2 separate regions of the Homo sapiens genome follow, and region 2 is linked to region 1. Evidence: chromatin loops called from intact Hi-C (ENCODE). Cell type or tissue: PC-9. All regions are shown on one strand. Each heading gives the region's core, and the rest is flanking DNA. Links, peaks and the distances in the headings are about the cores only.

The links. Hi-C counts contacts between places; a loop is a spot of excess contacts. Peaks named below come from ENCODE experiments on the same cell type or tissue, not always from the same donor. Only the 100,000 strongest peaks of a DNase experiment are listed, where the experiment ranks them.
Region 2: it touches region 1 in a loop (5-fold over the local background); 3 of 110 quality-filtered maps call a loop at or near these places.

Annotation. Positions count from the first base shown.
Region 1 is chr19:35,304,225-35,309,356 of GRCh38, forward strand. All of the region lies in intron 7 of MAG (myelin associated glycoprotein), which reads left to right. Among named protein-coding and RNA genes, the nearest start is that of MAG, 15 kb to the left of the region's middle. RefSeq lists an enhancer at 506-1,393. In PC-9, for the core only: CTCF peaks have their summits at 2,617 (motif pointing right) and 2,816; a DNase peak (open chromatin) is centred at 2,677; H3K4me3 peaks cover 115 bases; H3K27ac peaks cover 940 bases.
Region 2 is chr19:35,466,898-35,472,029 of GRCh38, forward strand. No RefSeq gene overlaps it. Among named protein-coding and RNA genes, the nearest start is that of KRTDAP, 21 kb to the right of the region's middle. RefSeq lists enhancers at 1,656-2,229, 3,952-4,525. In PC-9, for the core only: a CTCF peak has its summit at 2,025 (motif pointing left); no DNase peak of the experiment used is centred there.

The sequences.
Region 1 (5,132 bases), core at 541-4,540:
ATCCTGGCGCGGGGCTGCGTGGTCCCCTGCTCCCTCCAACTGTGCGTGCTATCCTGGGCCAGCTTCCCCCTCTGGTTGTCCCCTGATCCCTGTTACACCCCACACCAGTGATTCTTCAGTTTAAGAGTCAGAGAGAGGAGCCGATGGGAGTACTTGAACAAGCCTGCAGCACCAACTCACATACATTTTCCGGTGGGGTGCAGATCTCTCCTTTATAGTAAGAGCAGCAGGCAGCAAATGCGCGTTAGGGGCCTGCCCTGGGCCAGACCTTGAATCCTCTACAGCTGTTTTCTGGTTCAGTTCTTATTTTTATTATTATTATTATTTTTTTTTTGAGACTGAGTCTCGCTCTGTCACCCAGGCCAGAGTGCAGTGGCACGATCTTGGCTCACTGCAACCTCTGCCTCCCAGATTCAAGCGATTCTCCTGCCTCAGCCTCCCAACTAGCTGGGATTACAGGCATGCGTCACCATGCCCAGCTAATTTTTTATTTTTAGTAGAGACGGGGTTTCTCCATGTTGCCCAGGCTGTTCTCCAACTCCTAGTCTCAAGTGATCCACCCGCCTCGGCCTCCCAAAGTGCTGGGATTACAGGTGTGAGCCACCATGCCCAGCCTATCTGGCTCATTTTCAATTCTAGGGTCACCCTGTGAAACAGGGGTGTGTTATAATTATCCCCTTTACCAAGGAGAAAACTCAAGGGCGGAATTCCCTGAGGCCAGGCAGCTATAAAAGTGGGTCCGAGCCCGATAATTCCAGACTCCTGTCTGCCCCAGCTGTTAAACCTCTGGCTGCCTCACCTCCCTCACAGCTCTTAGCACTCTAGGACTCAATCCGGCTTCTCTTGAAAACGAACACGCAGGCAGATGTGGAGTGTGCAGGCCTCACCTGCTAGACTTGAGGGGAGCAGTGGCCCTGTCCCCTGCCCCACCTGCCAGCTCCCTACTCTTCACCCAGGCCTGTGTCAAAGTGCTTGCCCTTGGAGAGTGCGACCCTCAGGCCCCCTCCCTCTCCACACAGTCAATGTTCCCTGGCACCAGGTCTCCAATGTTCACTGACAGTGGTGGTGACCCTTGAGCAGGGCCTTCTGTCTTACCTGCCAACCCCAGAGCCCTGAACGGCACGGGGCATGCAGGAAGTGTGCAACCTTACCGAGTGCCTGAGATGTCTAGGGAACTAGCTTGAGTACGTTGTACGCATTGACCTATTTTGTTCTTACAACCATGTGATTGAGGGGAGGGTACCATTCTTCAACCCAGTTTAATACAAGGAAACAGAAGTTTGACTGGCATCCAGTCCCAACAGGGCTGAACAGACCTGGGCTAGAATCCCAGCTCTGTCCCCATCCTCCTGCCTGAGCTCAGGCGAGTGACTTCAGCTTTGCAACCCTTAGCAAGGGTTCATAACAGTATCTTACCACAAAGATGGCTGTGAGAACTAAGAGAATTAGGCTGGGCGTGGTGGCCCACACCTGTAGTCCCAGCACTTTGGGAGGCTGAGACAGTTGGATCACTTGAGGCCAGGAGTTCGAGACCAGCCTGACCAACCTGACAAAACCCCATCTCTACTAAAAATACAAAAATTAGCCAGGCGTGATGGCGCACACCTGCAGTTCCAGCTACTCAGGAGGCTGAGGCAGGAGAATCGCTTGAGCCCGGGGGGTGGAGGTTGCAGTGAGCTGAGATGGAGCCAGTGCACTCCAGCCTGGATGACAGAGCAAGACTGTCCCAGCCCCCCACTCCAGCCTGGATGACAGAGCAAGACTGTCCCACCCCCCCACTCCAGCCTGGATGACAGAGCAAGACTGTCCCATCCCCCCACTCCAGCCTGGATGACAGAGCAAGACTGTCCCACCCCCCTACTCCAGCCTGGATGACAGAGCAAGACTGTCCCATCCCCCCACTCCAGCCTGGATGACAGAGCAAGACTGTCCCACCCCCACACTCCAGCCTGGATGACAGAGCAAGACTGTCCCACCCCCCCACTCCCCCACAAAAAAGAAGAACTAAGAGAACAATACTGAGTGTTCATAGTGCTACATACTCTGTGGATATTGGATGTCATCATCTTTCTCACTGATTTTTCCTTTGGACTCCAGGTTAAATATTTGTTGTGTGTTTTGCTGCTGAGGTTTTGCTCATGTGACCTCTCTGCGGGAATGGTTCTGTCTATCCACCCATGAGTACTTGGGTGGGATGTTACGTATTTTTAATTTTAATTTTTTATTTTTTTGAGACAGGGTCTTGCTCTGTTGCCCAGGCTGGAATGCAGTGGTTTGATCATCGCTCACTGCAGCCTCAACCTCCTGGGCTCAACTGATTCTCACACTTCAGCCTCCTGAGTAGCTGGGACTACAGGCACACATCACCATGCCCAGTTAATGTTTTAATTTTTTGTAGAGATGGGGTCTTGCTCTGTTGCCCAGGCTGGTCTCAAACTCCTGGGCTCAAGTGATCCTCCTGCCTTGGCCTCCCAAAGTGCTGGAATGACAGGTGTGAGCCACTGCACCCGGCTGGGATGTTAAGTGTTTACAACACACTTGCGCGCCTATCTTCGGAGTCCCGTAGCCCCTTGTGAGTTACTGACTGTAACCCCCTGGTTTGCACAGATGAGAACTCCATCCTAGAGGCCCAGGAGCCTGAGTGGCCTCACCCAGCCAGTAGATGGCAGAGCTGGGATTCAAGCCAAATCCATCCCACCACAAACTCCTCATTCTTTGTACCTTTGTCTTACAGGTTTGTCTAGAGTCCCATAACAGTTTCCGCAGCTTCACAGGTTGTCTGAAAAGATACTAAGCACGTGCACCGGCAGGGTGTCGGCGTTCCGCCGACATCCAGGTCGAACACTTTGTCACCAGAGCACCAGTGGGGCTGTCTTGAGTGGAAGTGCTTTGAAAAAGTTTTATGTCTGTCGGTTCAGGTTCGCTGTTATTAATGTACTCCGTGGCGTGTTAGCTGGTTAACGCTATAGCAAGCATATTGCAGCTCTGCCCGAACAGGACTTTTTATTCAGTAGACTTAGAGATGTTTGCACAGAGGTTCCCATTCCTGCCGTGAATCCGTGTGCCCGTGTGACTCCCAGGTCCACCACCGTTACCGGCACATTCTTTTTGCTAGCAATTGAAAATAGGTGGGGTAGGTGAGCCAAGGGTCTCTTGCCTGTGTGTAAGTGGGTTTTGGTGAGAACTCACTGAGAACCAGTGCTCAGTCTAGAGCAAGCCAAGGAGGGTGCTGGACTCTCAGGCCAAGAAAGAGAACACAGTTTAAAAAGCAGCATTCTGTGCTGTAATACAATTGCGTATTTTGGTACAAAAATTAGCCAGGCATGGTGGCACGCACGTGTAGTCCCAGCTACTCAAGAGGCTGAGGCAGGACAATCACTTGAACCTGGGAGGCAGAGGTTGCAGTGAGCAGAGATCGTGCCACTGCACTCCAGCCTGGGCGACAGAGAGACTCCGTCTCAAAAATCATAGTAATAACAATAATAATAATAATAATTTCCTGTTTTGGAAAATGAAAGAAAAAACCTACCAGTACTATTTTTGTAATCCAGTGGCAGCAAAGCAAAGCTCAACCAAGTGACTTTGGGTGGAGGGTGGTGTTTGGTGCTAGTGGCAGGAGGGAATCTCATGGGTGAGGAAGGGCCGGGGTTCAAGGCGGCTTTAGGGGAGGAAGTGGGGGGCATCTGCAGCGCAGACTGAAAGGAAGGAGCACAGCCTGGAAGCCAGAAAGGAGGGGATAGTCTAAGCCTGTGTGAGCCCCAAGGGTCTGGGGAGGCCGGGGGCTGGGAGAGTTCCATGGTTCCTCCCTTCTACGTGTGGGGCCCAGAGTGGAGAAGGAGCAAGCCCCTGTCTTGATGGAAACAGGAGGCCCCTTATGTAAGTGTGTGATGCAGGGAGGGTGAGTGCTGGGGAGGAGAACTGAGTGAGGCAGGGAGTGAATGATACGTGGAGCGAGGTGCAGCTTCCCTGGGTGGTCAGAGAAGGAGACGCCGCATGGGTAGAGGCCAGTTTGGAGCGAGGGAGGGCGTTCCACAGGCAACTGATGGAAGTGTTCCAAGTTGAGGGAGAAACGTACAGACCCTGGAGTGGGAGAAAGCTCCACGATTTTCAGACACAGCAAGGAACCGGTGTGGCTGGAAAGGACTAAGCCAGGGGGAGAGAAGGAGAGAGTGTGTGGTCAGGCAGGGCCTGAGGGGCCTTGTAGATGAAAGACTTTGTATTTTGGGCTGGGCACAGTGGCTTGCGCCTTATAATCCCAGCACTTTGGGAGGCCAAGGCAGGAGGATTGCTTGAGCTCAGGAGTTCAAGACCAGCATGGGGAACATAGCAAGACCCTGTCTCTACAAAAACAAACAAAAACCCTCCAGTAACTATCATGAGTATGACAGATTTACCGTCCTCTGCAATTCTGAACATAAAGCTTTAAAATCAAAAGGCTTTTTGCAAATTTGGCACCACCCTGATTTGACAGCAAAATCTCGCCTAAAGAACACAAGGCTGTTTGTAATCTATACTGATTTCATTTAGGGTGAATATTCGTACTTTTTGCTGTATACATTACATTGAACTATGTGAAATTTTTTCTGCATGTCAAAAATGGTCAAATGTGGCTGGGCGCAGTGGCTTATGCCTGTAATCCCAGCACTTTGGGAGGCTGAGGCGGGAGGATCACTAGAGGCCAAGAGTGCAAATGAGCTATAGTACTGCCACTGCACTTCAGCCTGGGCGACAGGGCCAGACCCTGTCTCTAAACGATAAAAAATAAAGGATTTGTATTTTAGGTGAACCACGGAGCAACAGAAGGAGGGTTTTGAGCAGAGAGTGCCATGATCTGATTTATGTATTACAAGGTGAATGAGGTTAGAGAGAGTGTAAGAGCCAGGGCCCAGGAGAAACGGCCCGTCCCTGTGACATAGTGCTCTGTCCAGGCTGAAGCTGAGGCTAGAGTCGCCTCAAAAGTGGCACCAGAAGAATTGCCCCAAGAGAGCACCCCAAACCACCCCGAAATGAGGCCACTTGGGATTCCAAAGAGAGAGGCACTAAACCACCAGGTGATCATCAGTCCAAAGCATTTGGGAGGGGAACTTGCACAGTGCTACGGCGAGAGAAAGGGAGGGTCTACCCAGACACGT
Region 2 (5,132 bases), core at 491-4,490, 160 kb after region 1:
TTTTTCTTTTTTTGAGACGTAGTTTCACTCTTGTCACCCAGGCTGGAGTGCAATGGCATGATCTCGGCTCACTGCAACCTCCGCCTCCTGGGTTCAAGCAATTCTCCTGCCTCAGCCTCCTGAATAGCTGGGATTGCAGGGGTCCGCCACCACACCTGGGTAATTTTTGTATTTTTAATAGAGGCGGGGTTCGCCATGTTGGCCAGGCTGCTCTCAAACTCCTGATCTCAGGTGATTCGCTTGCCTTGGCTCCCAAAGTGCTGGGATTACAGGCGTGAGCCACCGGGCCCGGCATGTTTTTGTTTCTTTTTTGGAGATGAGGTCTTACTCTTTTGCCCAGGCAGGAATGCAATGTCGCAATCACGGCTCACTGCAGCTGCAAACTCCTGGGCTTAAGTGATCCTCCTGCCTGCCTCAACCTCTCAAGTAGCTGGGTCTATTGGTGCACACCATCAAGCCTGGCTTTTTTTTTTTTTTTTTTTTTTTTTTGGTAGAGACAGGGTCATGCTATGTTGCTCAGGCTAGTCTCGAACCCCTGCCTGACCTCAAGTAATCCTTCCATCTCAGCCTCCCAAAGTGCTGGGATCGTAGACCTGAGCCACTATGCCCGGCCCCATTTTGTACACCTATCCATCCCCAGCAGTCAGAACCATGTTTGACACAGAGTCAGTGTTAAACAAATGAATGAACCAATTTGCTAGCAAAAGAAACGTACTACTCGCCATCAGGGAGGTGGTAGCAGACTCAGGTCTCCTAACTTTCCGGGCAGTGTCCTTCCTACCACAGCATGGTTGGGGTATGGGTAATTTTGCTAATTAATGATATCAGACAGATTATAAAGTGCTTCACCTGGTACCAAATGGTTTCAGAAATCTTATCTCATTTGATCCTGACAACAGCCCATGGGCCAGATGGTAAAAGAATTATTATTGGCCCTAATATAGCAATGATCCCTGACAGGAACTATCCTGTACCATAGAAATCACCGTCGCTGCTCCTGACCTCTCACCCATGTCCACTGTCATTTATCTGGGCCCTTCCATCACCTCCTCTGCAGACAGGACTGTTAAGGCTTGTCACCTCTCAAGCACTTGGTCCCCAAGAATCCAGGACTAGCTCCTTCATAAAGAGGGAAACGGGTACAGACAGGGGTAAGTCATATAAGGTCCTTGGAGCAAAGAAGACATCTGAGTTTTGTGATGTTACAGGAGCAGAAAAAAGAAGAAAAGTGGAACTGTCAGATCAGTAGCACCTTAGAGAAGAGCTGGATGGAGAAGGAAGGAGAAGGGGCTTAGATCCTGGAAGGAGAGAGAATAAGTCCCAGAACTAAGAGCGGTATGTATACGGTGGGGAGAGAGGTGGGATGAAAATAACCATTTACCATAACCATAGATTCCCTTTTTTTAAAATGAAATGAAAAATATCCTAGAATATAATCACAAAGCCAGTTAAAAAATATTCTACACAGGCCGGGCGGGATGGCTCATGCCTGTGATCCCAGCACTTTGGGAGGCCGAGGCGGGAGAACCGCCCGAGCTCAGAAGCTTCACATGGCAAAACCCCATCTCTACCAAAAAATACAAAATATTAGCCAGGTGTGGTGGCGAGCCTGTGGTCCCAGCTACTCGGGAGGCTAAGGTGGGAGGATCACTTGAGCCTGGGAGGCGGAGGTTGCAGTGAGCCAAGATTGTGCCACTGCACTCCAACCTGGGTGACAGTGACACCCTGTCTCACCAAAAATAAAAATAAAAAATTCTGGACAGCAGGTTCTGTAAAACCATAACATTAGCTCCTGGGATCTGCTTAGTTTCTGGATAGCCTGAACTCTGCCCTAAGACCCCAGGGAAAAGTGAAAGTAGGATGCATGGCCCCTTCCAGGGAAGCAAGATGTGACTCAAAAGTCACACCAGGTCCCAAGGGTATAGGTCACAGAGATAAAGGCTGTAAAGCACCCCACACTTTCTCATTGTGCTACCTGCCATCCTCCTCAGATTCTGCCTGCCACCTCCTGGGCAGATAAGGCTACTACCCGCCTGCAAACCCTGGCAGGTCCAAGCACCACTCAGGCTGCTGTGCCTCTGTGATCCACACCCAGACACTGGAAATCGCCCAGAAGCAGAAACTTAGGGATGAGGAAGTTGGCAAGGGGGGGTCTTTTAACCTTGCATTAAATCAAGATGAGTCTTTGTTTTTTGTTTTTTTGAGACAGAGTCTTGCTCTGTTGCCCAGGCTGGAGTGCAACGGCACAATCTCGGCTCACTGCAACCTCTGCCTCCCAGGTTCAAGAGATTCTCCTGCCTCAGCCTACCAAGTAGCTAGGATTACAGGTGCCCACCACCACACCCAGCTCATTTTTGTATTTTTAGTAGAGACAGCGTTTCACCATGTTGGCCAGGCTGGTCTCAAACTCCTGAGCTCAAGTGATCCACCCTCCTCTGCCTCCCAAAGTGCTGGAATTACAGGTGTGAGCCACCGTGCCCGGCCTTCAGTATGAGTCTTGGTACGGAAAGAGGTCTGAAACATCTTATGAAGCTACAATAGCAGTTGTAGAAGAGAATAAATAAAACAGTACTGTCTATAATCTTAAAATCAGTATAGTTATGTGTCACTTAACAATGGGGATATGTTCTGACAAATACAGGCAATTTTGTCGTTATGCAAACATCACAGAGTGTACTTACACACACCTAGATGGGATGGCCTACTGCACACCTAGGCTATAATGGTATGGCCTATTGCTCCTATGCTACAAACCATGGTACTGTACTGAATATTGCAGGCAACTGGAGCACAACAGTATTTGTGTATCTCAACATAGAAAAGGTAATGCATTGTGCTATGATGTTACAGCAGCTACAATGTCAGTAGGTGACAGGAATTTTTCAGCTCCATTCTAATCATATGGGACCACCATTGTATATATACGCAGTCTGTCAATGACCAGAACGTTGTTATGTGGTGCATGACTATATATATATATAATAATAGCAGCTGAGTGTTTTTGAGACCTTCATACATGTGAGCACAGAGCTAACCTCTCTGCATGCACCGTTCAATGAATTCTTACCAAAGCACAGGGACATAGGTATTGCCATGACTTTTCTTTTTACAAAAAGGGAAATTGGCCAGGCACATGGCTCATGCCTGTAATCCCAACACTTGGGGAGGATCACTCGAGCCCAGGAGTTCAAGACCAGCTTGGGCAACATGGTGAAACCCTGTCTCTACAAAATATAAAAAAGATTAGCCAGGCATGGTGGCATGTACCTGTGGTCCCAGCTACTCAGAAGACTAAGGTGGGAGGATGGAGGCTACAGCGAGTTGAGATCGAGTCACTGCACTCCAGCCTGGGCAACAGACTGAGACTTTGTCTCCAAAAAACAAAACAAACAAACAAAAAAAAGGAACTGAGACTTAGAGCGATTGTGGAATAACTTGTCCTATATCTCACAGCAAATAAGTGGCAGGGCAGGACTAGAACCTGGATCTGTATGACTCCGGAGTCTGAATTCTCAGCCTCTGCTAGGAAAGCATGGATGTGTACACATGTACGTGAAATTCGCAAAGGCTACGTGACAGTCAACAATGGTTACTTAGGAAATTGGGAGGAGGGAAGGTAGGTCAACTTTCTTTCTTTTTTTTTTCATTAAAAAATTTGTTTTTTAGTGACAGAGTGAGACTGTCACTAAAAAACAGTCTGGAGTGCAGTGGCACAATCATACCTTACTGCAGCCTGGAACTCTTGACCTCAAGCAATTGTTTTGCCTCAGCCTCCCAAAATGCTGGGATTACAGGCATGAGCCACTGCACCCGGCCTCATTTTCTGCTTTACATAATTCTGTACTGTTTACATTTTTCCCATGAGCATATATTATTTCATAATAAACACATAAAGCCTGGTTTTAAGTTGATTCTGCTGAGGACTAAGCTCTGATTTTTTATCCTGCCCAAATTCCTATCTAAGGGGCCCAGAGAATCGTGCCCTAAAAACCATAAATTCTCATCAGTTGGGTTTTATTTAACCCTATATATCGTGACTTACTTTCCAGTCTTACTGTGGCATAACGTTACTTGATAAAGAAGAAAGTCAAAATATTTTACTCCAAAATCATATTTTGAAGTGGCCCTGCAAAGCTGTCCTTTGTGGGGAAAATTTGCATCTGTAAAGAATCTCTATCAACATAGCTAGATCTTTTTCTTCCAGGCCCTCCCAATCCTGAAGAGATTAACTAAGAGTCTAGCACCTTTTAAAGATCTGAATAGGAAACATTTGTCATCTATTGTCTCTAAGGGCAGCCACTGTAAGACTTCAAAAGAACCTTGGTCTCCACAATCTTTTAACCTGAACATATCCTTTCTGTCAATCCCAGGTCTTTAGACAAACTCAATCAATTGTCAACCAGCAAATGTTTAAATTTACCTATAGCCTGGAAGCCCTGCCCCACTTTGAATTGTCCCATCTTTCTGGACCAAACCAATTAATTTCTTAAATGTATTTGAGGCCAGGCATTGTGGCTCACGCCTGTAATCCCAGCACTTTGCGAGGCCAAGGCGGGCAGATCACGAGGTCAGGAGATTGAGATCATCCTGGCTAACATGGCAAAACCCCGTCTCTACTAAAAATACAAAAAAAAAAAATTAGCCAGGTGTGGTGGCGGGCGCCTGTAGTCCCAACTATTCGGGACGCTGGGGCAGGAGAATGGCGTGAACCTAGGAGGCGAGGCTTGCAGTGAGCCGAGATCGCGCCACTGCACTCCAGCCCGGGGGACAGAGCGAGACTCCGTCTCAAAAGAAAAAAAAAATGTATTTGATTGATGTTTCATGCCTACCTAAAATTATAAAACCAAGCTGCACCCTGACCACCTTGGGCAAATGTTCTCAGGACCTCCTGGGGGCTGTGTCACGGGGCCATGGTCACTCATAATAAATCTCTTCAAAATATTTTACAGTTTGACTCTTTTCATCAACACTGTTCACCAAACATACACAGAGAAGAAAACTCAAATTACTCTAGCGTTTAGGTCCTGTTAACTGACCAACTACTGTGAGCTACACTGAGGGCTAAGCACTTCACGTCCAGGACGTCACTGAATCCTCACAACTGGGTCTGGAGGGAGGGTATTTTCATTAAC